Linked DNA regions of Mus musculus: all the other regions are linked to region 3. Evidence: chromatin loops called from intact Hi-C (ENCODE). Cell type or tissue: heart. All regions are shown on one strand.

Evidence for each region. Peaks named below come from ENCODE experiments on the same cell type or tissue, not always from the same donor. Only the 100,000 strongest peaks of a DNase experiment are listed, where the experiment ranks them.
Region 1: it touches region 3 in a loop (2.9-fold over the local background); 8 of 42 quality-filtered maps call a loop at or near these places.
Region 2: a loop joins it to region 3, with 3 times the contacts of the local background. A loop is called at or near these places in 10 of 42 quality-filtered maps.

Annotation. Positions count from the first base shown.
Region 1 is chr9:15,707,264-15,715,263 of GRCm38, forward strand. Slc36a4 (solute carrier family 36 (proton/amino acid symporter), member 4) reads left to right here and starts at 2,475. Exons shown (of 11, transcript NM_172289.5): 1 at 2,475-2,574. The coding sequence starts at 2,529. In heart, no CTCF peak of the experiment used is centred here; DNase peaks (open chromatin) are centred at 2,478 and 3,008; H3K4me3 peaks cover 2,069 bases; H3K27ac peaks cover 1,511 bases.
Region 2 is chr9:15,354,751-15,362,750 of GRCm38, forward strand. Cep295 (centrosomal protein 295) reads right to left here and starts at 3,038. Exons shown (of 27, transcript NM_176976.4): 1 at 2,876-3,038. The coding sequence starts at 2,993. In heart, a CTCF peak has its summit at 3,030; a DNase peak (open chromatin) is centred at 3,041; H3K4me3 peaks cover 1,847 bases; H3K27ac peaks cover 1,469 bases.
Region 3 is chr9:15,876,394-15,884,393 of GRCm38, forward strand. No RefSeq gene overlaps it. Among named protein-coding and RNA genes, the nearest start is that of Mtnr1b, 5.8 kb to the left of the region's middle. In heart, CTCF peaks have their summits at 2,290 and 4,041 (motif pointing left); no DNase peak of the experiment used is centred here.

The DNA.
Region 1 (8,000 bases), 170 kb before region 3:
TGCAAAGGCCAATATTTCTTTGGTGAATTTAGTATTTTTACCATGTATATATAGCTTAAAATCGAATAGGACTCATAATGAATGACAGTCTTGCCTATTTATGATTCTGTTTTGAGAGGTTGCTGTTCAGTGTGCTTTCCTTCATGCTTCTAAAAATTTTTCAGTTTTGTTTACTAGAATTCCACCATAACTAGAAATATTAAGAGCTTAGCTTCTTTACGTCAGCCTCCACCTGCAGAATCATAACACGCTCACCATTGTTCATGATGTCTTTGGTTATGGCTGTGTGTATTATTCATGGTCAAGGCATATTAAGTGTTATGATTATAATTTCCCATACTTCCTTTATCAACACTGTTAATTAGAGTCATTGTCCATATGTCTACCTGGCCCTTCACCCTCTCCTACCACTACTTGGCTTTTTCCCTGTCTACAGCAAAGTGTTTAGATGTTCCCCCAAACCGGAGAAAACTCTCTTTGCCCAAGTTTACATTTTCAGACTCTTCCTTAATTTCAGCATTTCTTTTGTCTCTTTCTGGCACTCCAGGTGGACTGACATCTCTTGAGATACAGCTGTGGTCTGGGACCCTGTCAGGATCCTATCCTGCATCGGATTCTTGGTTTTTTGCTTGGTGTGTTTTCTAACTAGGTTTACTGCTGGTAGACTTACCCCTGGTGGGTTTATTCAGGCAAAGCACTCCTCCAGGCATAGACAGAGCACACGAGATGTCCAGGCTGAGCTTTATGTTATACTAAAGTGTGTCTGTATTATCCTTTCATTATATCCACAGTTTCGATAGGCATAGTTTTAGCCAGTGTATTTTCCTCGAAATAGTGGAGTCCAACACCTCATCGAGCCCTAGCTGTTGTTAGCCATTGTTTGGTAGGCAGGTGAACTTTAAGCCAAGGAGCCTCTTCCCAATGGCATTTAGTATTTAAACCGAAGGAAGTTTTAGCATCTTTCTCTTTCATTTTTCTAACATTTTATAATAATATTTCTTGGCTTCGGTTAATTTTCGCTTGCTGCACTGGGAGGTCAGTGCTCTGCTCAGTTCTGGAAACAAACACCCTTGGATGACAAGTGTTCTTCAGCTCTGATGTGTAGTTGCTGCCTTTCTCTCAACTTCCTGACTAGAGAGTCCAGAGCTGCTGGACGGATCCCAGACCTCAGTTTCCCTTGTCCGTTGCTCTGCTTTTGGCTGCTGCGTCCTCACCTTTCCGAGCCATTCTAGTTTTCTTTTGTAAATGTGCAGGTTGTATTTTGCAAAGTTGATACAATTCTAGATATATCTGAAATGAGAGAACCCCAATTGAGAAAATGCCTCCATATTGGCCTGAGGACAAGCTTGTGGTAGTATTGTCTTCATTGATGAAGGGCCCAGCTCAGTGCCGGCAATGAGGAGCCGTTTCTGGGTGCTATAAGAAAGCAGTGTGAGCAAGCCACACAGAGCAAACCAGTAAGCAGCATCCCTCCATGGCTTCTTCAGTTCCTGACCTGAGTTCCTGTCCTCACAGTGATGGACTTCCAATTGAAGTGAACTCTTTCCACCTCAAGTTGCATTGGGTCAATGGTGCTTTATCATAGCAATAGAAACCCTAACTAAGGCAGTCCATGCCATATATTTATTTAAAAAAAAAAAAAAAACCTCTGTTAGCACAGTGTGGAGCCTTTTCAAAGTAAGTTAAACTCACGCACCATTGTCTTTCTTAGCTTTCAGTTGGATGAGTCAGTCACGAAGAGTAAACAAAGATATTGCAGTAAAGGTCATGTTGTTAGCAACAGTGAGGGCTCTTCCAGGTACTGTCATTGCATTTCCTAGGTCCACCCATAGAGTTGTTCCGATGATAGGGAGAAGGTGCCCCTCCTTCTGGAAGTCAGCAGATAGTGAAGCCACTTTAAAGTTGAAAGTAGGCAATACTTAATAGGCAGGCTGAAACGGTTTCCGCAAGCCAGCTTCGTATGCAGACTGAGAATCCCTGCTGCAGTGGCAGATCCCTCCCCTGCCTTCATTGGCTTACTGTTGTTGTTGTTGTTGGTGGTGGTGCTACCGAAGGGTCTTACCCTTTGTGTGGACAGTGGCACAGTGACTTACAGACTGCATTGCGCTGTCTCTCATATGACCAAAGAACCATATGACAATGTAGTGTAGTGCCTGATAGTGGATGTCGACACTTCCCTCTTTGCCTTAACCCTAGTGTTAGCTGTCTTTAAGATGCCAGTGCAGGAGCCTACATCTAGCTGCGTTTGTTAGTGTCAATTGGGGTGGAGGAACACTGCCAGTCGGTCGTCGGGAGTTGCAGTCTGCCTGCTTTCTGCGTGGTCCGAGGCCCTTTCTTCCGGCATGCGAAGCCCGGGGATTCAGAGGATCGCTCCTCAGCTTGTAGGCGCCGCGCCTGTCACCCCGAGGCGCAGACCCGCGTGGGCTACGGTCAAGGCCAGCCCGGGCCCCGCCCCTCGGGGCGGCTCTGCGCATGCTCGGCGGTGCGGCCGGCAGAGCGGGCGGCGGCGACCTGGAGACCCCCGAGGGATGGAAGCGCCGGCGCCGGCGGAGACGGCGGGATGCGAGGAGCTCGGTGGGTGTCTGCCGGCCTGACCCAACCCGGGGCGTGGGCGTCTCCCGCGTTCGCAGTGAGGGCGCGTCGGCCTTCGCGTCCGCTGCGGCGGCATCCGGGCTCCCGGTGTCTCGCGCGCCTGGCCGTGGGGGGGGTAGGGGGTGGGGGTGTCTCTGCGCGCGCACTGAGCACTAGGGTGGCGGGATGGCGGGATGGCGGGGTGACGGCGTATGCAGAGACTCCAGGCAGAGGCTGGTGGGTCCCAGGACCCTGGCTGGCGTGAGTTCCTCTAGGACCAGCACAGAACAGTGGTCCCCAGGCCTGGCGGGGCCTTGCAGGTCGCTGCACCGAGTGTGAGGTCTGTCTGCCTTTGAGTTGTCAGTCTTTGTATGCCTGTCATTCTGTCCATCTGTCTGTCCACGGGCCTGTGCTTGTAGCACTGTGCGTCAGTGCGGGGAGTCGCCCCGTTTGTCCACGTCAAAGGGAGGCGGGAACTGCTGCCACTCTGTTTTTTTCCAGGATGCTTTAAGGAAGTTATCATTGTTTTCTTTTCTGAGCCTGGATCTCAACTCTGGGCATCTCCAGCTGAAGCCTCCGTTGACTCCTCGCTGCGCAGCTGTTCTAACGGGACATTGCTGCCTGAAAAATAGCACGTACCTGGGCTCTGACAGGCCCTGAGCGCTCTGTTTCCATGGTTTTGGAAGGCTTGCTTCTGTTTACTACTGCCAGAAAGAAAACAGAAGCCAGGATCAGGATAGAAAGATGTCCTCCTAGCAGCACACTGTGTTAAGAAATATTTCTTAAAGAAAGAGATTAAATTAAAACATACTTTGAAGTAATTTATAGACTGGCATGCCTATAATAATGTGCCAACACTTCATGGTTGTTTTCAACAAAGGTAGAAATTCTAAGTCTAACTTTCATTGAGAACAGACTGTCAAGCAGGGTGCTGTATACTATGCTAGCCAATGACTACTTGATCCACACTAGAATTCAGGGAGGCAAGTTCTTTTGTCTTGCAATTGTTCTTGCCTAAGGCAGGGCCTTGTTACTACAAACTCAAGTTTATGAGACTCTTCAGTTCAACCCATGTTGTTGAGCTGTGAGGAGATTGGCAGGAGCGGGATAGTATGTTATCATTAGCATGTATAAAGCTGGTGTGGTAGCAGTACACACTTGCAAACCCAGTGTTATGGGGCTGAGGCAAGCGGGCTGTCAGCCTATGCCACACAGTGAGTTCTAGGCCAGTGTGGTCCACACACTGAGGTCCTGACTCTGCCCTGCCCTCTGGAAAAGTTCATCTTTTCACTCAGCAGTTTTATGTGTAGACAATTTCTCAAAGTAAATCATGCAGTTAAACTGTATCAGGCTGAGAGGATGGTTAAGAGGGTAAGAGCAGTTCCCATGCAAGACCAACGACCTGAACTGGGACTCCCAGAACCCATGGAAAGCAGTAGAACATGGGAGACAGAGGCAGGACAGTCGCTCATGTGCTTGAATGCCAGCTGCAAAGCTCAGCATCGGAGAAGAGAGAGTCCCTGCCTCAAGCAAGGTGGGAGGGAGAATAGCGTCCCCACAGTTAGCATCCGGCAGACCCCTTGTACACACGCTGGGCCACAAGTGCTTCCACAGACACACAGCGCACACACAAATGTCTGCCAGAAGACTCATTGCAGCATTTGTAAGGGTCAAGGTCGTTATTGTCCGATGGAAAGCCATGAACTCAGCTGTCACTTAGCGTACGGTCAGCTGTTAGAAGTGACATGGAAACATACTCACCATGCATCATCTGTTAACTGGGAAAGCTCCCTGGTTCTGTCCTCTACAGTAAAGTGTGCTTACGGTGGTTTCCACGTGACAAATGGACTTTAGAGCAAAAGTGGGAACTGGGGGGCCTTCCACAAGCTCAGGAAAGAGGCCAGCATGCTCTTCAGACCAGCATAGTGGCAGCGGTGGAAACGGAGAGAGGTGGTTAGACCGGGTGTCATAGACCAGCGTGATTTCCAAAGAGACTGGGTGAAGGCAGGCAGGATGGCTCCAGGGACCGGAATGTCTGAAGGGCTGAGGGCTTAGGACAGTTTTATAGTGTCTCCAGCCTTTGATGTTTCCCTCTTTAACCTCACTTCTCATGACCAGTTTTTGCTGACGGGAGACTCTCCACTTGAGTTAGATCATGTGAGGCCCTGTGCCTTTCTCTGTGAGCTCAGTCACGGCTGCTCACTTGAAGGGAAGCCAGCTGCCATGTTGGGAGGACACTCAGGCAGCCCAAAGACAGTGTCCATGGGGTGCAGGTCAGAGGCCTCCTGACACACTGGTGCCAACCATAGGAGTGATTCCCCCAAAGCCTAGACCTAAGAGGTGACTTGTCCAGATGGGTGAAGTCATGTGGTGTGGAGAGGACGATAGGATTTCCTTTAGAGCTGATCAGGTCTAGAGTTACTGGAAGGTAAGGTCTAGGGAGGAAAGTCCGGAAGTTGTCAGCACGTAGGTAACCCTGAAGCTGTGGGGAGGGCAGGGAAGGAAGATGAGGCAAGGGAGTGAGGAAGAGAAAGAGAAGAGATACAAAAATACTCTGCATTGTTACTGAGGTAGATTCAGGGTGGTGGGAGAGTTAATGTTTTAGAAAGCACCGTTCCACTGTTACTCATGCTGTTTGGGTTTGTACAGTGGCAGTGCTACTGAATGTAGAAGGCAGTTTAACACTGGCCATCTGTGGAGAGCTCCGCTGGGACAGAGGATGGGCTTCTTACACTCAAAAGCCATTGCAGGTTTCTAGCCTGTTTCTTACGTTCTGTCCTCTCAACCACAGGAATAAAGAAGTCCGCTTTTATGATCAAGGTGGTGGCGCATGGGTTTTAGCTGCAACATTGTGCTATTTTTCATAAAAGAAACTATGCCCACCATATTTTATTACCATTGCTGATATATAAGTGGTTTCTTATTTTGTAGGAATATTAAGAGCAATATAGCATTACTAAATGATTTTAATATTTCCAGAGGAAAGAAAGGATAGAGATGGTTGTGTGGTCCATCTACACCATGAGCTGGTTTCCACTATGCTATGTTTTCTTCTCTCTATTTCCACTTTACTTTTTAAAACACTGCGGCATAGTGTGAGTCCGTAGCCCCTCTCCTGACTCATTGGATGACTGCCCTCGTCTGAGCCTTGGCAATCACACTGTGAAGGCAGGGTTGTATTTTCTAGGGTGGGTACACTGTAGTGAGCATAGTAAGTTGCTTATTGCCATGTACTTAGCGGACTTTAAGATTTTATGTTTCGGCAAACATCTTTATTAGTAGCTTGCCAGAAGTAGAATTACTTGATGAGAGTAGTGAGCACTGAAAGAGTCTAATATGTATTACTAAATTTGTCAGTCTTTATTTAGCTACACCTGGAGCTGATTTCAGGGTAGGCAGTTGAGGCTGAAACAGAAGTTGGGATGGCAGAGCAGAGCGTCTGTATCCTCCTAACTTAAGCTCCATTCGTTGTGGACACTTTACATTATATCTAAGGTGTATAATATTTAATAGACTGGTTTTTATTGTTACATGTTAAACACTTAGAAATAATTATACCTGGGTAGTTTGAAATCCACTGCTTAATAGTATTTTATCAGGAATTAGTAATTTCACCTATTTTACCACAGCTTTTATAAGAATAGTTTAATTTATTGCTTGGCCAAAAATTAACATAAAAACTTCAGCGAATAATAATAGACTATGTGTAAACAACATAGGCTAATGAAAATTTTAATTACTTAATGTAGAGTATTCAGACACTGTTTCATGTGTTCTTAACTCTGCTAAATCTTTTACCATGTTGGGTCTTTAGATACCGTTATCCATGGTTATTATTAGAAGATTAATTTATGAATGAGCAAATGCAGCCCAGGGTACAGCCTGTGGAGCCAGTTATCCCCCTGCTGTGTGGGTCCCAGAAATCAAAGTCAGGGCTTCAAACTTGGTAGCAAGCATCCTTAGCTGCTGAGCTGTCTCTCTGGCTCTCCTTAACTATGATTTTTGCATTAGTTTCTACTTCTATTTCCTTTTAGCTGATATAACATCCCATCTTTTCAAACTAAGTCTTATTGGATACTTTGTGGCTCCAAAATGCTCAGTATTGGCTATTTTTATTGTTAATTCTAATTTCTTGTCAAATATTTGTAGTTTAAAGTCTTAGACAGTATAATTTGTTTGTAGTATTGATTATCAGGGGTGGAACCGCTGCTCCTGGGTGGCTCATGTGCTTGTAGGGGCTCCATGCTTCATGCCTGCTGTCTCATTTTATCCTCTAGTCCTCTGCGAGGTGGAAATTGTGAGTTTCGTCATGTATATAGCAGAGACCTTGGTAGGAGGTTATCCTGCTGACTTCATGTCTCTGTTTAAGTAGCTACTGCCTACATGAGGTTGGTTTCTGAGTCTTTGCAGTGTGTGTGTCCCAGTAAATACACCCTGGATTTCCAGTAATTAGTGTGGAAAACAGGATGTAAAGCATCCTACATTTTATGTTGGTTATCTGGTGGTCAGGGGACAGTATGCTGGACTCATCAGATTAAACAATACACTATTGCATGTCTTCTCATCAGCAGGCAGAGGTTCAGGCCTGGCGTGTGCTGTGCGGTCTCCTGACCAAAGCCAGTGTTAGTGCTACAGAGTAAATGCAAGAAGTCACCACTGCATTTTCTAGAGGGTCAAATGCAAGACATTATTGATGTCTTTACATACTACATCCTGAAATTCAGAACAAAATACAGTTTCACATAGTATACTTAGTGATTCATGGGGTTTCGGCGAGTTATGGGTGACTGAGTTTGTTTATAGCAGATCTCACCTTAGAGGCTCTGGTTCAAGTGGGAGACAAGGAACATTTTCAGTTGTAGCCTCGTAGACACTGCTTTCCAGGGATTAGCATTCGAGGTTCTTTAATTATTTAGGTTTGAGTTACTTTGTGACCTTTAGGGGAATATAGTCAGTTCTAGAACTTGACCCTATTTTAACTATTCTTAATCTAGTTAAAAAAACATATCTATGTATTTATATAAACTTATAGCTACATAAATATATGTTAAAGGATGTACATATGTATATATCTGTATCTGTGTTGTGTAATGTCGCTCCAAGGAATGAAGTCTGAAGCAAGGGGAAGTCCCGGGGACTTTTCAGCTGCTTTAAGCACCGTTTAAGCACAGGGGCAGGCACCAGCTGCCTGCACATCATGCCGCAGAGTCAGAATGATGCATGCATGTAGACTTATGAGGTCCTAACCTGTTCACTACTTTTCTCTCAGCTTCAGTTTTTACAAATGAATTCCTTTAAATCCTGTTATGAGAAGGTTAGAAGAGTGTCATGGAATAATTAACTTATTAAGATGCTCACATATGAGGGGTAAGAAAATCGATTGGAGGCAAAGAAATATAGAAAAAGATTTTTCAGTAAGTCATGGGCTC
Region 2 (8,000 bases), 520 kb before region 3:
AATAAACAGATGAGTGCCTATGAAATATATTACTGAAATATGGTAACAAAATGATTTTAAAACTTCATGTTAATATTTTCAATATTTAAAGGGTAATCTATATTTACTGTATACAGGTAAACTAAGTCCAACTTAGTTATAGTTCTGAATCTGCTCTTTAGTTCACTGGTTGTCAGTTGGATGAGGAAAATGAAGAGTGGGGAGAACTCACAGATTCGCCCCCATCTATACCTGACTGACAATAGTTCAGACCTTTTTTCCCTGTCTTGGCATTTCCATACTTTATTAAGCACTTAAAAGATGTATTGGCATCAAACAAATGTTTTCACAAGTACAACTTAACACTGATAACCTGTACCTAATAAAAATAAAAAGGTAACTTTAGGGGTCCCTGGGTTGCTGTACATAATTTGATCTCTTAGCACCATTAAATCTCATGGAATATTATCAATTCCATGGGCTTCGTTTAAAATATCCCTCAACAATTACAAACATGTTGTATTAGTTAGGGTTCTATTGTTTCAATAAAACACCATGACCAAAAGCAACTTGGGAATAAAGGGTTTATTTCAGCTTGTATATCACAGTCCATCAGTAAGGGAAGTCAGGGCAGGAACTCAAATGGCAGAAACATGGAAGCAAGGAGCTGATACAGAGGATCTGTCTGCATGGTAATGTGCTGGTCATTGGCTCACTCCAACTACTTTCTTATCCCATCCAGCATGACCTGCCCAAGGACGGCACCGCATACAATAGGTCTGGCCCTTCCACATTAATAATTTATCAAGAAATTGTATTACAGATATGACTATAGGCAGATGTTATGTAAGCATGTTTTAATTGAATGTTCTCTCAGTGACTCTAACCTGTGTCAAGGAGATATAAAAGTTAACAGGATACTTTTTTTTGGATGACCATTTTTAAAAATCCCTATGGGATAATTATAATGGCTTAAGTACTTAGATTCCTGGGTCTCCTCTTCTATTGCTAAGGCTGGGTGCTGCTGATATCCCCCTTAGACCTTCCTCCTGTCTCTGCAGTGCTGGGATGGAACTCCAGGCTTTGCACATACATGCTCATGTTTCCACTGCACTACAATCCCACTCCTCTTCTCTAGAACTTAAGAGTTTTCTTTAACATGCTCCTATCTAGAGGAATGTGCTCTGTGAAAACTGGTGTCATTTGAAACTCTTTCCAAGTAATTCTGCTATCAACCTGTTCCTAGCACAGCATGCCACGATCTTAACTGAGATGAGTGCACATCTCCCTGGTCTCTTTACAGTGATGAGGCAGGCAAATGTATTACTGGATATTTACTGCTAGCTTGAGCTCAGATGCTGCTAAGGAGCTGTCCTCTATGAATGACCTTCACATATGCATCTCACCTAGACTAGAGACTATTTATATTCATATAGGGATAGCTTTTCCTTTAGCTTTTCATTATTACTCGTCTTTTGTAGACAGGGTCTTAATAACTGAGTGATAGTAGCTATAGTTTTAAAAACTCTTAATGCTCAAATATAACAACTTAAAAATACTGTTTCAATGAGCTGCTTGGGTCACCTGGTAGAAACTACACCCCCACCCCCTTTTTTTTTCTTTTTTTGAGACAGGGTTTCTCTGTATAGCCCTGGCTGTCCTGGAACTCACTCTGTAGACTAGGCTGGCCTCAAACTCAGAAATCCGCCTGCCTCTGCCTCCCGAGTGCTGGGATTAAAGGCGTGCGCCACCATGCCCAGCTTGAAACCATTCCTTTTCACAGAGAATTCTTTATCACAATTGTGGTCAGGACAAGTATGATCTTATTCATCACCTCATCTCTTTTGTCTAAAAAACTGTCTTGCATCTTATAAATAATTCAGCGTGGACTGAACGAGAAAGTGACTAATCCATATACAGTACTACATGGCAGACCCAGTCATGACTTCATCGAAGAACAAATGTCAAACAGTAGTAATTGCTTGAATTGAAAACCTTTTCCGCACTCGGGAGGCAGAGGCAGGTGGATTTCTGAGTTTGAGGCCAGCCTGGTCTACAGAGTGAGTTCCAGGACAGCCAGGGCTACACAGAGAAACCCTGTCTCGGAAAACAAAACAAAACAAAAAAAGCCTTTTCCAATACACTCCACTGAATTCTTAAGAAAATACTCCTGAGGATGGTTGAGGCTCCAAGAGAGGAACATTTTAAGTTGTCCTCCATAGGAGACAAGTATTCCTCCTGCATCTATTAAGTAGAATCCTGTTACCTGGCTTGTTCACTAGTCATTTCTACCCATGTGGACTCTTCAAGTTCTGTGTTTTAAGTGTCCAATAATGATGGACACAGTAGGGCTTATCTTGATAGATTTCCTTCTAAGGATTAGGCAGTATCTGACACACAGTAACCAAAAAATTAATAGATGTGGATGCAAGAGCCATTCATTAGCAAAAGGCAGAAGCCAAGTTTCAAATCCCTTGGGCCTTGTTAACTTTATTCCGTGTAAGGGGGTAATAGCCACCACACGTGGCTGTACTATATGTACGTGTGGCTTAATTACTACCCAACCGCCGAACACATTCTAATGTAAGACTGACGACAACCATTCGCTGCTGTAGGGTTTATTGCCTAGGCTGGTCTTGAACACGAGGCATTTCTCCTGCCTCAGCACTGCCTTGCATGTGCTGGGATTACAGGGTGAACTAACACTCTCGAATGAGACTGCCATTTTTTTCATAGCTTGAGTGTAGGAAGAGTACCAGAAGAGCTACGGGTGGCGGATGCCTCAGAAAGGCCGAGCTCTCTGTAGGGCCGGCCTCGGGGCGGTTTAAAGGGCCGGAAGGTTCGCCAGCCTGCTCGCGGCCAGCCAGAAGAACCCTGGCGGGCCTCCGTCACTCACCTGACAGCGTGTGTGGTCTGGCCTCACGACACACAGGCACCCGCACCCGGCCGGCTACCCAGCAGCCGTTTGGGTACCTGCGGGACAGCCATGACCCGGCTCTCGTCACTTCCGTCATTCAAACGGCCCGCCAATGGCGGGATCGGACGGCGGGAACCAGCTTAGGACCGCCTCCGCAGGGGCCGCCCGGAAGGCCGCGCCGTGCCAAGCCCCCGCCCACCTCCAGCTCGGCGCACGCGCAGCCCCGCCCACGTGCACGCACGCACGCACGCACGCGCAGCTTGCGCAACGGGCCATTATCCCTCTCAACTGTCAGGGTCTTGTCCCACTTGCTCTGTGGTGTTTTGTCGCCGGCAGTCAATCCTGGGTCGGGTTCAGAACATGAAGGAGGATGTGTGGAATCGGCGGAAGACTTGGACCAGGAAGTGCAGTTCACATACTATACTCTGACACCGAGACAACTCAGACTACCTTTATTTATACATCTAGTTTTCCACGTCTCTTTTAAGAACTTCCTATGTTCAACCAAGTGCACACTGTACTTCCTTCTCAGTCGCCACGGTTTCCTGCTAACCCATGAACAGTATCAAGAAAGATGAAATATAGATTGAGCACGTGGCTAATATCTAACCCAGCACATTGATACATAACCAATTGAGGATACAGTACAGAGAGGCGATAAACTACATACCCGAGAAATTCTGATTTAATTATTGACACCTAGCCTGTCCCCTTAGGAAATCTCATTCCTCTAGTGCCCAGGGCAAATTAGTAAACCGAGTCAGTTGCTCATCCTTGCTTGGTGTAACCTCTGAATATTCCTGTTAAGTCTTGGAACCAACAATCCAGAAAGACCTTCTTAAGCTTTTAATACCCATGTAACTATTGTTTGGAACAGCACTGTAGGGCAAATTGTTGGAACTAAGTAACCATAAGGAGAGAACATCTGGATGTTAGCTGGTGTACACAGACTAGGCCCTCTTGTTGACCAACCGCATCATTATTAACAAACACAGGAGTAGTGGTCTATTCCACTTTCATGGCCTCAGAGACAAATAGGAATGAATCACAGTCCAAACTTTCTGATTCTAGAGAAACATCTGTCACAAACAAAGTAAAAGCAAATACTTCCAATAACAAAGTCAAACACACAAATGCAAGGCAAAAGCGAACCAAGCATTCCTTGGGGAAAGGCCAGGAGATTCTGTTCCAATATCCCATAGGTCTTTGCCATGTGGGGACCCAACTCCTCAGGCCTTGCCATAAGGAGATCCATCTGCATTAAACTCATGCACCATTCCCAGCAGAGGCATGTTCACTTGGTCGCAAGTCTGGAAGAAGAGGTGTAGCAAGCACTTTTGGTTCAGTTGCCTGACACCCCTCTGTCATTTGCTGACCTGATGACTGGACAGCTCTACCCAGCTGGCGTCTTGGGCAGAAAGTACTCAAGTGGAAATCTGAGCTTGAGACATGTTCTGTTTTGAATAGGAAACCAGGAGGGATCAGAGCAAGCTCAGTAGGGTGAGAGAGTGTCAGCCTATACATTGTGGGGGAACACTCTCATAGAAGCAGGGGGATGGAGGATGAGATAGGGGTTTTCGGGGGTGGGAGGACTGGGAAAGGAGATAACATTGGAAATTTAAAGAAAATATTCAATAAAAATAAAATTTTTAAAAAATTGCCGCATTTTATTGGTTATATACGAGGGCCAGCCCAATTCAAGTTAGGAGGAAGTTATCTCTATGAGAGATGCTGTGGGCAGCTTAATCCACTGTGGTGTCCTTAGTTATACTTGGCCTGCCCTCTTCCCATGGTCCATGGAGACCCAACGATTAAGGCATGTGAAGGCAGTTTGCATATTTTTTAAAAGTATAAGATTATCTGCTTAGGCTTCTTTCTTAAGAACTTTGCCGTTTGATACAGACCCAGCACCCCAGGTCACAGAGGTATGGCCAAGACCAGGCCATTGCAACCCTCTAGCTCGCTTGCTATTGTGATGGGCATATGACCTAAAGTGGGTAAACCACAGTATTTTGCAGTAATTGTTCTTGGAATCAATAAAAATGAACACGTTCTTTTTTTAGTTCAAACTAGAATATGAATCTGAGAATCAGGTGACAACACAAGCTGATCTGAAAGCACAAGTGTGACATACACCAGAGAGCACAAAGAGGTAACTCTGTGTACACCTGTTCACTTGTATTTTCTGACAGGAACTCTGAATTTAAGATGCTTTCAATATGGAGTTCTGTGTTTTCTAAATTAAAAGAGGCTGAAGTTTTGTTTGTGAGACTTGATCTCACTGAATGCTCTGGAACTTGACATAAAGATAGGCTGACCTTGAACTCACAGAGATCCTCTGCCTCTATGTTCCTAATGCTGTGATTAAAGGCATGTGCCATCCTGACTTGTGAGGCTATAGATTTATCTCTGTAGACATGATATCTGGTATCATGGGGGATAAAACAAAGTAATGTTTAATACGTTGGCTCTAGAGTCCAACTTTTTGGTTGTAAATTTCTAGTTTACCAACTCTGACTCTGTGCTAATTCCTGAACTTCCCCTAGAAGTCAGTTTTATCAACTCAGATGTAGTAAAACTGTTCCAAAGGTGGCTGTGAGATTTAAAGCTGTTAGGACAATGCCTGGCACAAAGTACATGACATGTGCTACTTTCTACATTTTGATTTTTAATACATTCTTTCATAAATCTTGTTTTGGAGACAGGGTCTCTCTATGTGGTCCTGGCTGTCTTGAAACTTGCTGTGTAGACAAAGCTGGCCTTGAACTCACAGAGATCTGCCTCCCTCTGCCATCTGAGTGCTGGGATTAAAGGCATGGCCACCACATCCCATAATACTTTGTTTTTGACTGAAGAAAACTGAAAATGGACTTTTAAATATGTGTTTTAAGACTCTGGTTTTGATTTTAATTATGTCTTTGAACTTTAGAGATGTAGAGAAGGTAGATATGCTTAGATTCTAATGTTGTCCACCCATTGGGAATGAGTGTGTGTGTGTGTGTCTTTGAACACAAGTGTGCACATGCATATGTGTGTGCACATGTTTGGAAGTCAGAGGTTAGTGCCAGATGTTTTTTTCTATGACTCTTCATCTTGTCTTTTGTAACAAAGTCTTTCACTGATCCCAGAGCTAGATTGAGTGGTAGTAAGACTAACAGATCTTAAGGGATATACCTGTCTCCAAACATCCACTCCCTGTACCCACAACACCACCATGCCTTGTTTTTACATGTGTGCTGTGGATATGAACATAGTTACTCAGAGATACTTTATTCATTGGACCATTTACCTGGCCTTGGAGTAAACAATCACTGCTGGTCAGAGGAAGCATTGTGACATTAGTGTGGCTAGTTTTTGTGTTTGTTGCTTCTCTTAAGAATATAGCTGAAGTCAAGTCAGCTTGGAGCATTGGTTACTTTAGCATCATGTGGCCACAGAACCTGGAAGGCACAACTTAATGGAGGGAAGAAAGATTTATTCTACCTTACAGTTTTAGAGGTCTTCAGTCCATCCCAGCAGAGAAAACAAGAAGCAGTTCCTATCTTGGTGGACAGGAAGAAGAGAGAGTAAAATGGGAACAAGTCCAGGATGATATTCTCTCAAGGTCAATGATCAACACCTTCAAACGAGGCCCCACTATCAAAAGTTCCCAGCTAGCACCACCACGTAGAGTGCAAGCTCTGCCAGGCTGACACCGAGGAGACAATGCATTCAAGTCACAGCACAAGTTTCACATACAAGAGAATGAAGAGATAGCTTCATAGCTCTGAGTTCACTTTAATCTCTTACCATATCTGGGGAAAACCCCTAACATTTAAGTGGGGGGAGTCCTCAGAGTCTTATGTATAAAATCAAAAGAGTGTCCTGTGGTGTGCACTCCTGTAATCGTGGCACTCAGGACTCAGAGGCAGGAGAATCACCACAAGTTTGAAGTAGTCTAAGGTACATAGCCAGTTCCTGGCCAACTAAGGATGTGCAGTGAGATGCCTATTCATCAAACAACTAAAAAAAAAAGAAAAAAAAGAAAAGAAAAGAATATCTTTCAGGAACAGAAGCAGCCTGCCACTCTGGCTCTCCAGATATTAGCACCACAAGTGGCAGTTCAATGGTGGTGAGACTGGATATGCAAGAAAAGATGGGCTTAGACACTTCCAAACTACAAGTACCATTTCAAAGCCATGGCACAGGGCCTTTACTCAAGGAAGAAATGAGAAGCATGAGCTAGAGAGATGGCTCAGCAGTTAAGAGCACTTGCTCTTCTTGCAGAGAACCCAGGTTCCATTCCCAGCACCCACGTGGTGGTTCCCAACCATTCCTAACTCCAGTTCCCCCTTCTGACCTCTGCAGGCTCCATGGATACATGTGCTACAGATACAAAATGTAGACAAAACACATAAATTAAAAAAAAATGAGAACCACTTTTCCATCATTTAAGTCTCTTTGGCGTATCATTCCTATGACATGCATTAAGACCATTGATTCTAAGCTGTTGGGTACATGCTTACAAAGACAGGGAAGTCTAGACAAAAAAAGGAAAAAGATAATTTACAACCTAGAAGAGTATACAGTCAAATGGGGCTGAGTAGAGTCAGCATTAGTTTTGCTGCTGGATTCAGGTGTATGAACACTTGCTTTAGCTGAAAGTACCTTCTCTGAAGCTCTCGGGGATAAAAGTATGAACTTTTGCTGAACACACCTGCGCCAGAAATTCCCATGCCATCTAACAGCATCCGTAAAGGCAACATTTTAAAGTCTCGAGCCGTGAGGCTGGAGAGATGGCTCAGTGGTTTTCATCATTTGTTGTCCATAGTGAAGTTCAGGCTTCCATATCCAGCTTTCACTCACAGGGTGTCTCTCAGCCGTCTGTAAGTCTAGCTCCAGGTGATCCAACACTCTCTTCTGGCTTCAGTGGAACACACATCCCTGCAAGCAAAATATCCATACATATAAAATAAATAAATAAATAAATAAATAAATAAAAATACGCTCAAACTGTAAATCCAAATAGACTGCAACCATCTTATTTAGAAGCATAATTATAAAAGACCACAGTATGATTTGTCCACCATTACCGACCCAAGGCAGGCAACATCCATTCTAGCAT
Region 3 (8,000 bases):
AAAATGACATTTCAGAGAGTGAAAACTCTCTCCTTAAGAGGCACAGCAGGCATGTTAGGAACATGAGTGTGCCTGTGTATGACTTTAAACTAAACTAACCACTTGATGGGTGTCAATCAACAAACCAGAGCTGCTCAGGACAGAGGGAGAATTGGCAAGAACCATTCTAGCTGGAGAAGGAAGTAAAATCATGGGAGTTGTTTTATTTTTAAAAGCCAGTGCTTTGAGATGAGAAGTCCCCTCATTTTCTGTCTCAGAGTATTGGGTTTTAAACTCAGAGCCTTGTGCTTGTAAACATGGCTACTTCACCGAGCTATGCCCCAGGCTGAAAGGCTCAGCTCTGAGCTCTCCTGGAATATAATTTTTGACCTTGCCTGCATGCAACGTAGTATCTCCAGACCTTTGGAATTAGGGTACTTGAAGTCAGTGCAGCATCCACACAGCTGGTTTTCTTGGGTCTTGAAGGCAACGTAAGGTAACTGTAAAGTCAATTTAAATGTCAAAGCTAAATACATTTGTGTGCTTCAATAGTTTTTTTTTCATACCATTTTACAAAGCTTTGCTCACTGCTTTTATGTAGTTGTGTGTGAAACTGAGTGGGTTTATAAGTACCACATATTTGCAGAAAGTTTGAGGATATCTTGGGCTACAGGGTAAGGGTTTGTCTTGAAGATAAAAACAAACCACCACAATTTCCTATGCCTTCACATAGATGGTGTCTCAAGTTACTATTCTATTGCTGTGATGAAGCATTATGACTGTTTTAGTTAGGGTTACTACTGCTGTGATGAAACATCATTACAAAAGCAAGTTGGATAGGAAAGGGTTTATTTCGCTTTGACATTGTAGTTCATCACTGAAGGAAGTCTGGGCAGGAACTCAAACAGGGCAGGAACCTGAAGACAAGAGCTGATACAGAGGCTGTGGAGGAGTATTTCTTACTGGCTTGCTCAACCTACTTTCTATAGAAGCCAAGACCACCAGTCCAGGTCTGGCACCACCCACAATGGGCTGGGTCCTCCTCCAGTAATTACTAATTAAGAAAAGCTAGATCTTTTGGAGGCATTTTCTTGACTGAGGATTCCTCCCTTCAGATGATCCTTGCCTATTTCAAGTCAGCATAAAACTAGCAAGCCTTACAGTTGCCTTATAGAAGGAAACATTTAATTGGGGACTTGCTTACAGTTTCGGAATCATCATGGCGGGGAGCACAAGCACAGGAAGGCATGATACTGGAGTAGCTGAGAGCTCATATGGGGCAGAGAAGACTGAGCCTGGCATGGGGGCCCAATCCACAGCGACATATCTCATCCAAAGCAACACCTCCTAAATATTCCAAAACTGTGAACCAAAATTCACAATTACCAGGAACTAGGGGAGGGCTGAGTCTCTTCTACATGATCATGAAAGGTTTGATAGTAATCTGCTTCTATTCCATGACCGTGGACTCTGTTAAAACCCATAGTGCATGTATCAAAGGCAAAGGCTAATGGAAACTGTGCAGTCTGCATGACAAGAATGGGCCAATATGGTGACAGGAAAGTTATGTGTGTATGGGAACAGGGGCTCTGTGGAAACTATTCATGTTCTGGTTTAATTTTACTGTGACTCTAAGATAAAGCTCTTTCTAAAAAAAAAAAAAGGGATTTTGTATCTATTCACCCTCAACCCAATAGAACTTATCCAAACATCAAAGAGACTAACTAAAGGAGATCCAGAGAAGCAGTCCTGATGGGAGGTTGGAGTGCTGGCATTCAAGCAATGGAGGTGGTGTTCAGACAAAGAGAGTGGGTTTCATGTTCAAGGAAGACATTCTATAAGAAGTGATCTCAGACCATGGGCTAGAGAAGTGGACAGAGAATTGAACCAGGTAGTCCTTCAGAGCGAGGCTAAGAGCTTTAGAGTCATCCCTAGCACAGGGAATCTGCTGAGAGAGTCACTAGATATCTGCAGCCTGTTCTAAGGTCAAGATTCTTGTCAACTTCTTCTCTGAGGTGTTTGCTGTTAGAAGCTCTGCTTCTAGAAGCTCGGTTCCTAGAGCAGAGATGGTCATAGGTGGCGAACTCCAAAGAGGTGATGGCTAGAAGGGACAAAGGTTGGTCTCATGAGACTAAAGTCCTAGTTTTGATGTGATCTACCTCTTTTATGTATGTGCTTTCCACTGTAATTCCATGCACTAGAGCTAAACTGATGATGAAACCATGCTTTTGAACATCTAGAAATGTGATCCAAAGAAACTAGAGGGACAGACTGTGTTCCAATGGTCAGATGCAACTCTCTCACTAACTGATAGGAGGCACTGTTCTTGTTATGTTGGGTTAGTGTTTACTGTAAGTAATGTTCCTCTAGCAAACGCTAAACTACTTTTAATTTTAATAAGTCAAAGATCAGGCAATTTAATATGTATATAGAATTTGTAAATTAATTGTATAAAATAATTTACATATACATTTTATAACATTATAGCACATACATTTATATAAATAATATAGGGTAAGCATTTAAGCTTATTTGTTGAGGTATCCAAGCCTCAACAAAGTGTGGGGTAAGAAACACCAATAGAGATGGCTCAGCACTTTGTCCTGTGCCTCTCTCTGTGGCTCACTCTTGTCTCCTGTCACACACTCTCTTCCTGAAGATGGCAGCCCAAGTTCACAGGGCGCATGGAGCCCTGTGCTTGCTATAGAGCCAAGAATGACCATGAAGTCCTGACCCTCCTGCCTTCAACTTCCAGGATTATAGGTACACACCACAACGTCTGGCTTCTGAAGTTCTGGAAATCAAATCCAGGGCTCTGTGCATGCTAGGCAAGCACTCTGGCAAATAAGCTTTGTCTCTCTCTGAAGAGAGACTCTCTTTTTTCTTTCAGTACATTTGTAATTGAAAATAGACACCACTCTCCTAACTTCCTTCTTCCAACCCCTTCTATGCAACCCCATTCTCCAGCCAGTTGGTAGCCTCTTTTCATTACTATTATTTTCTATCTATCTATCTATCTATCTATCTATCTATCTATCTATCTATCTAATCTACATATCATCTATCTATTATCTATCTAATATATCTATCTATTTAATCTATAATCTATCATCTATCATTCTAATTATCATCTAGCTATCTAATCTATCTATCATTTATCTTTGTTTCTATCTATCATTTATCTTTGTTTCTATCTGTCTATCAATCATTTATCTATGTATGTATGTATCTATCCATCCATCTATCTAATCTATTATCTATCTATCTATCTATCTATCTATCTATCTATCTATCTATCTATCTATCTATCTATCTACCTACCTATCTATCTATCTATCTATCTATCTATCTATCTATCTATCTAATCTATTATCTATGTATCTTCATGTATACAAAGATATATAAATACAGTGTGATGAGTGAGCTCATTTTCTTGTTTGTATGTATATCCTTTCAGGGATGACCACTTTGCAGTGGACAATGATAAGGTAGCTTATCTTTGAGAGGTCAACTCTACTCCCAGCAGTCATTTGTTGTCTACAGTTCTTTGACTAGGGGCAGGGCTGTCCAAAATTTGAATGGTAGATGATATTTACATAGATGTGGTAACTTCATCCAATTGTATACAAATGTTGTATTCTGATTAAATGGAAGAATTATCAAATAGATGAAAACCCCCATCTTTTAAATAAAGTCCTTCCATCCAATGAAGTAAATCATGAAGCAATAAATGTAGAAACATGAGATAAATCTAAAAAATATATGGCTTCAACCTGAGCCCAGTGCATCTTGACCCAGCCTGCCCACTGGCATCCCCTAGGGAGGTCATGTGACCTACACATGCTGTGCTAATCTCACATCTGCTGTAACAGTAAAACCTCTCTCCACCCTTCAATCCGCCTCCTCTGTGATTCCCATATTCTCCTGTCCACACTGTTCCACCCTTCTGCTGCACCACCCAATGGCCCAAAGGCCTTATTTAATTCAGCTAAGCATTTCCCATTTTTCAAGAACGAGCTTGCTTTAAAAAAAAAAAAAAGACTTGCACATTACTGTGGGCACCTGTGCCCCCTAGTGGTAGCAATGAAAAAATACAACTGAACTTGGAAATTCAGGTGTGTGTGTGTGTGTGTGTGTGTGTGTGTGTGATAAATGAGGGAATAGGGACTCGGTAGTCTAAGGCAACAGTTTTCTTCCCTTTCAACCATGCCCTTTGTCTGATCCAGCACTGTGTTTTAAAAATATGGTATGTACTCACTGATAAGTGGATATTAGCTAAAAAGTACAGAATACCCATGATGCATCCCACAGACCCTAAAAAGTTAAACAAGAAGAAAGCCCAAGTGAGGATGCTTCAATCCCACTTAGAAAAGGAACAAAATCATGAGAGGCAGATGGAGGGAGGGACCTAGGTGGAAGAGGGGAGGGGGAAGGAAAAGAGGGCAGGATCAGTTATGGGGGGGGGGGGCAGGAGGGAATGCCAAAGACCAGGAGAATGAATAAAAGCATGCAGCTAGTAGGTGTGAGGGAACAGGGGGACCTCTGGAAAGTCTAAGACCTGGGATGAGGGAGGATCCCAGGACTCAATAAGGGTGACCTTAGCTGAAATGCCCAACAGTGGGGAGATGAAACCCTCAGAGACTACCTGCAGTAGATAGATATGGCCCCCAGGGGAGGGATGGGGATACCAACCCACAGTCATAATTTCTGACCTAGAATTGTTCCTGTCTAAAAGACATGCAGGGACAAAAATGGAGCAGAGACTGAAGGAATGGTGGACCAGTGAGTGACAGGTCCATCCAACTTGGAATCCATCCCATGAGCAGGCACCAATCCCTGACACTGTAACTGATGCTATGTTGTGCTTGCAGACAGGAGCCTTGCATGGCAGTCACCTGAAAGGCTCTACCAGCAGCTGACTGAGACAGATGCTCACAGTCAAGCATTGGGCTGAGGTTGAAGACCCCTATGGAAGAATTAGGGGAAGGACTGGAGGAACGGAAGGGGATGGCAACGCCACAGGAAGACCAACCATGTCAGCTAACCTGGACCCCTGGTAGCTCTCAGAGTCTAAGCCACCAGCCAAAGAGACTTTGGATCTGGAATGTTGGTGGTCTTTATGGTGGCACTGGTTGGAGATGGTGACACTTACAAGTGTAGAGCCAACTGGGAAGTCTCAGGTCATATGAGACTATACCAAATTGATCTCTCTCTCTCTCTCTCTCTCTCTCTCTCTCTCTCTCTCTCTCTCTGTGTGTGTGTGTGTGTGTGTGTGTGTGTGTGTGTCCATCTCTTTCCCCTCCCTCTTCTTTCTCACTCTCTCCCCCTCTCTTCTCCTCCCTCCTTCCCTTTCTCTCTCCCCTCTCAGGACATCATTCAAGCTAGACAAGGATTCTCCTACTGAGTTAAAGCTCTATTCCCATCTTTCTTTTACTCCTTGACGATGTTCCCTGACATTCAGCATCCTTATCTGAGACCTAAAAGAGCAACGAAATCTGTGCAATCAAAAACTAGAACCTCAAAGAAACCTTTAATCCTAATCCTGTCAAATATTTCTCACGCTAACAAGAAGCTGAGTAACACATTTATTATTTGCCTAAGTTGGAAATATTTAGGATACATTAGCTATTTTGAAACAACTGATTGTGTCAACCTCAGTATCATATTACCATATTATTAGAAGTTATTTTCCCTACCAGTCACCCATCCTTTCTATTGGTATCTGTAAGAGCAGCATGAAACTGAGTCAGAAGCACTGGGAAGCATAACGCTAGTGTGTTACGATCTACCGAGGGGCTCTAAACATTCCTTTGGTTTGATGGGGCACCTTTGTGTGGCAGGGAGAAAGCAGATGTTGAAATCCAGGCATCTGGATTATGCCCATATCTACCACACAGTGGCTCTCCAGTCTCAAAAGAATGGCATATCTTCTGTGGAAGAGCATTACAGTGACATTACAGTTCACTGTGGTGGCCAACTGTAGTGACCAAGCGTACAATGGATGCTTAATGCACAGACCAGTGTCAGAAAGTGGCAAGCCTCATGAACTCTTGGTGACAGCTTTAATAAATGCACTTAAACAAACAAACAAACAACTCAAAAGAAAAGAAATGGAAAAAAACCCCAACTTTGCAAGCAGGCCAGCTTGATGATCACCAGCTAAGAGACCTTGGGCAAGACACTTCACATCTTTGGCTCCTAGTTTATATTTTAAATAAAGATGAAAATACTAAATGTCTTAGAAAGTAATGAAGATAAAACAGGTAGATATAAGACAAAATGATGATCCACTTGCATAATATTGAGACTCTGGTCATCATCTGTGCACAGTTGGCTGCCTTTTCTCCTCTTACAGTTAGGGAAACAGGTTTAAAGAGGGCTCCTTCCATCACCCACCATAGGTTCCTTCTGTAAGTGCGAGATCTAGGATTCGAGGCTGCATTACTTCAGACCGGACTTAGTAGACCTTGTACTGGCTTTCATATGAGAGTGAACACGGCATGCCTTGTGGTAATTGATTTTCTTCCAGAGCTCTGGGTCCCTCCAGCCAGTCCGTGGAGGTCAATGCCCACCATTCTTCCAAATTTGAACAGGAAAGACTCTTCAGCTAATAACGTCGTCCAGCTCACGAGAAAACACATTATTGCTTCCTGAAGATATTTGATAGTAGATGATTGTTTGAGCCCCATGACTCTTACACAGTTTCTTTGTAATATAAAATGAATTTCTCAATTGCCTGAAAATGCTGAAGAGAGGCAGTGCCATTGTTCTGATAACTTACATTAAAATAAAAAACACTATAGATCACTATCTCCATGTCTATAAGAAAAGCCAGATCCATAGAACTTAGACCCCGACTCACTCTCCTGTATTTCTTTTGATCTTTTCCGTTTGGTAACCAGACATTTGTTCTTTGATTTTCATCACTTTCCAGGCTTACTGTTTTCATCAATGACATAATTTTTGACAGTACAAGTTTAGCTTCACCATATTAAGCAATTTTCCAACTCTCTGATGCCAACTAGCATGGAGTTAGTGAAGAGCACAGATTAAGGGTCCGACTTCACATGCTCACTTTCATCACTGCAGACACCAGGTGTTAGTCTCAGGCTGTGACCTGTACTTCTGACCCCCTCCTGCAGATTCTTCCACATGCTAAGCAATCTAGCCTCCAACCCTTTTCTTCTGGATGACTTTAGTAGGTAAGCACTGATAATGAAATAGTTGGTCACCAATGACCATTTGTTCCATTTCCCTTGATGGAGGTTAGGACCATTTAGCAATAAGATTAGTTCCCTTGGCAACCAGCCACCCCCACCTGAAAGCTATTGGGACTGAAAATGTAAATTATTTATCTCATGGCAGACAAAGCACGAACCTTATTTTGGAGATCACAAGGACTTTAGCAAAGGACAGGGGAGGGAAAGATGTATTATTAGTTATATGAAAACATCATGCCCACTGATTAACAGGACCACCACTTACCCTCTGCCATCCTATGTTAAATATGAGTCCCTTTTCTCTTTCTGCAAAGCTCTGAACTTTCCTCGTTTTTACACTCTCCAAGTTATGTCTAAGTGATCAGGATCCTGTAATTATATTCCTCATAGACTAGAGCACACTTCCATAAATTGCACATGCTTCATACCTGAGTTTATTTTTACAAAGTGGTCTGAGCCATTAGAGTGAGGTAACCCAATCACAAAAGAACTCACACAATATGTACTCACTGATAAGTGGATATTAGCTCAGAAACTTAGAATACCCAAGATATAAGATACAATTTGTAAAACACACGAAACTCAAGAAGAACGAAGACCAAAGTGTGGACACTTTTCCCCTTCTTAGAATTGGGAACAAAACACCCATGGAAGGAGTTACAGAGACAAAGTTTGGAGCTGAGACGAAAGGATGGACCATCTAGAAACTGCCATACCAGGGGATCCATCCCATAATCAGCCTCCAAACACTGATACCATTGCAGATACTCGCAAGATTTTGCTGAAAGGACCCTGATATAG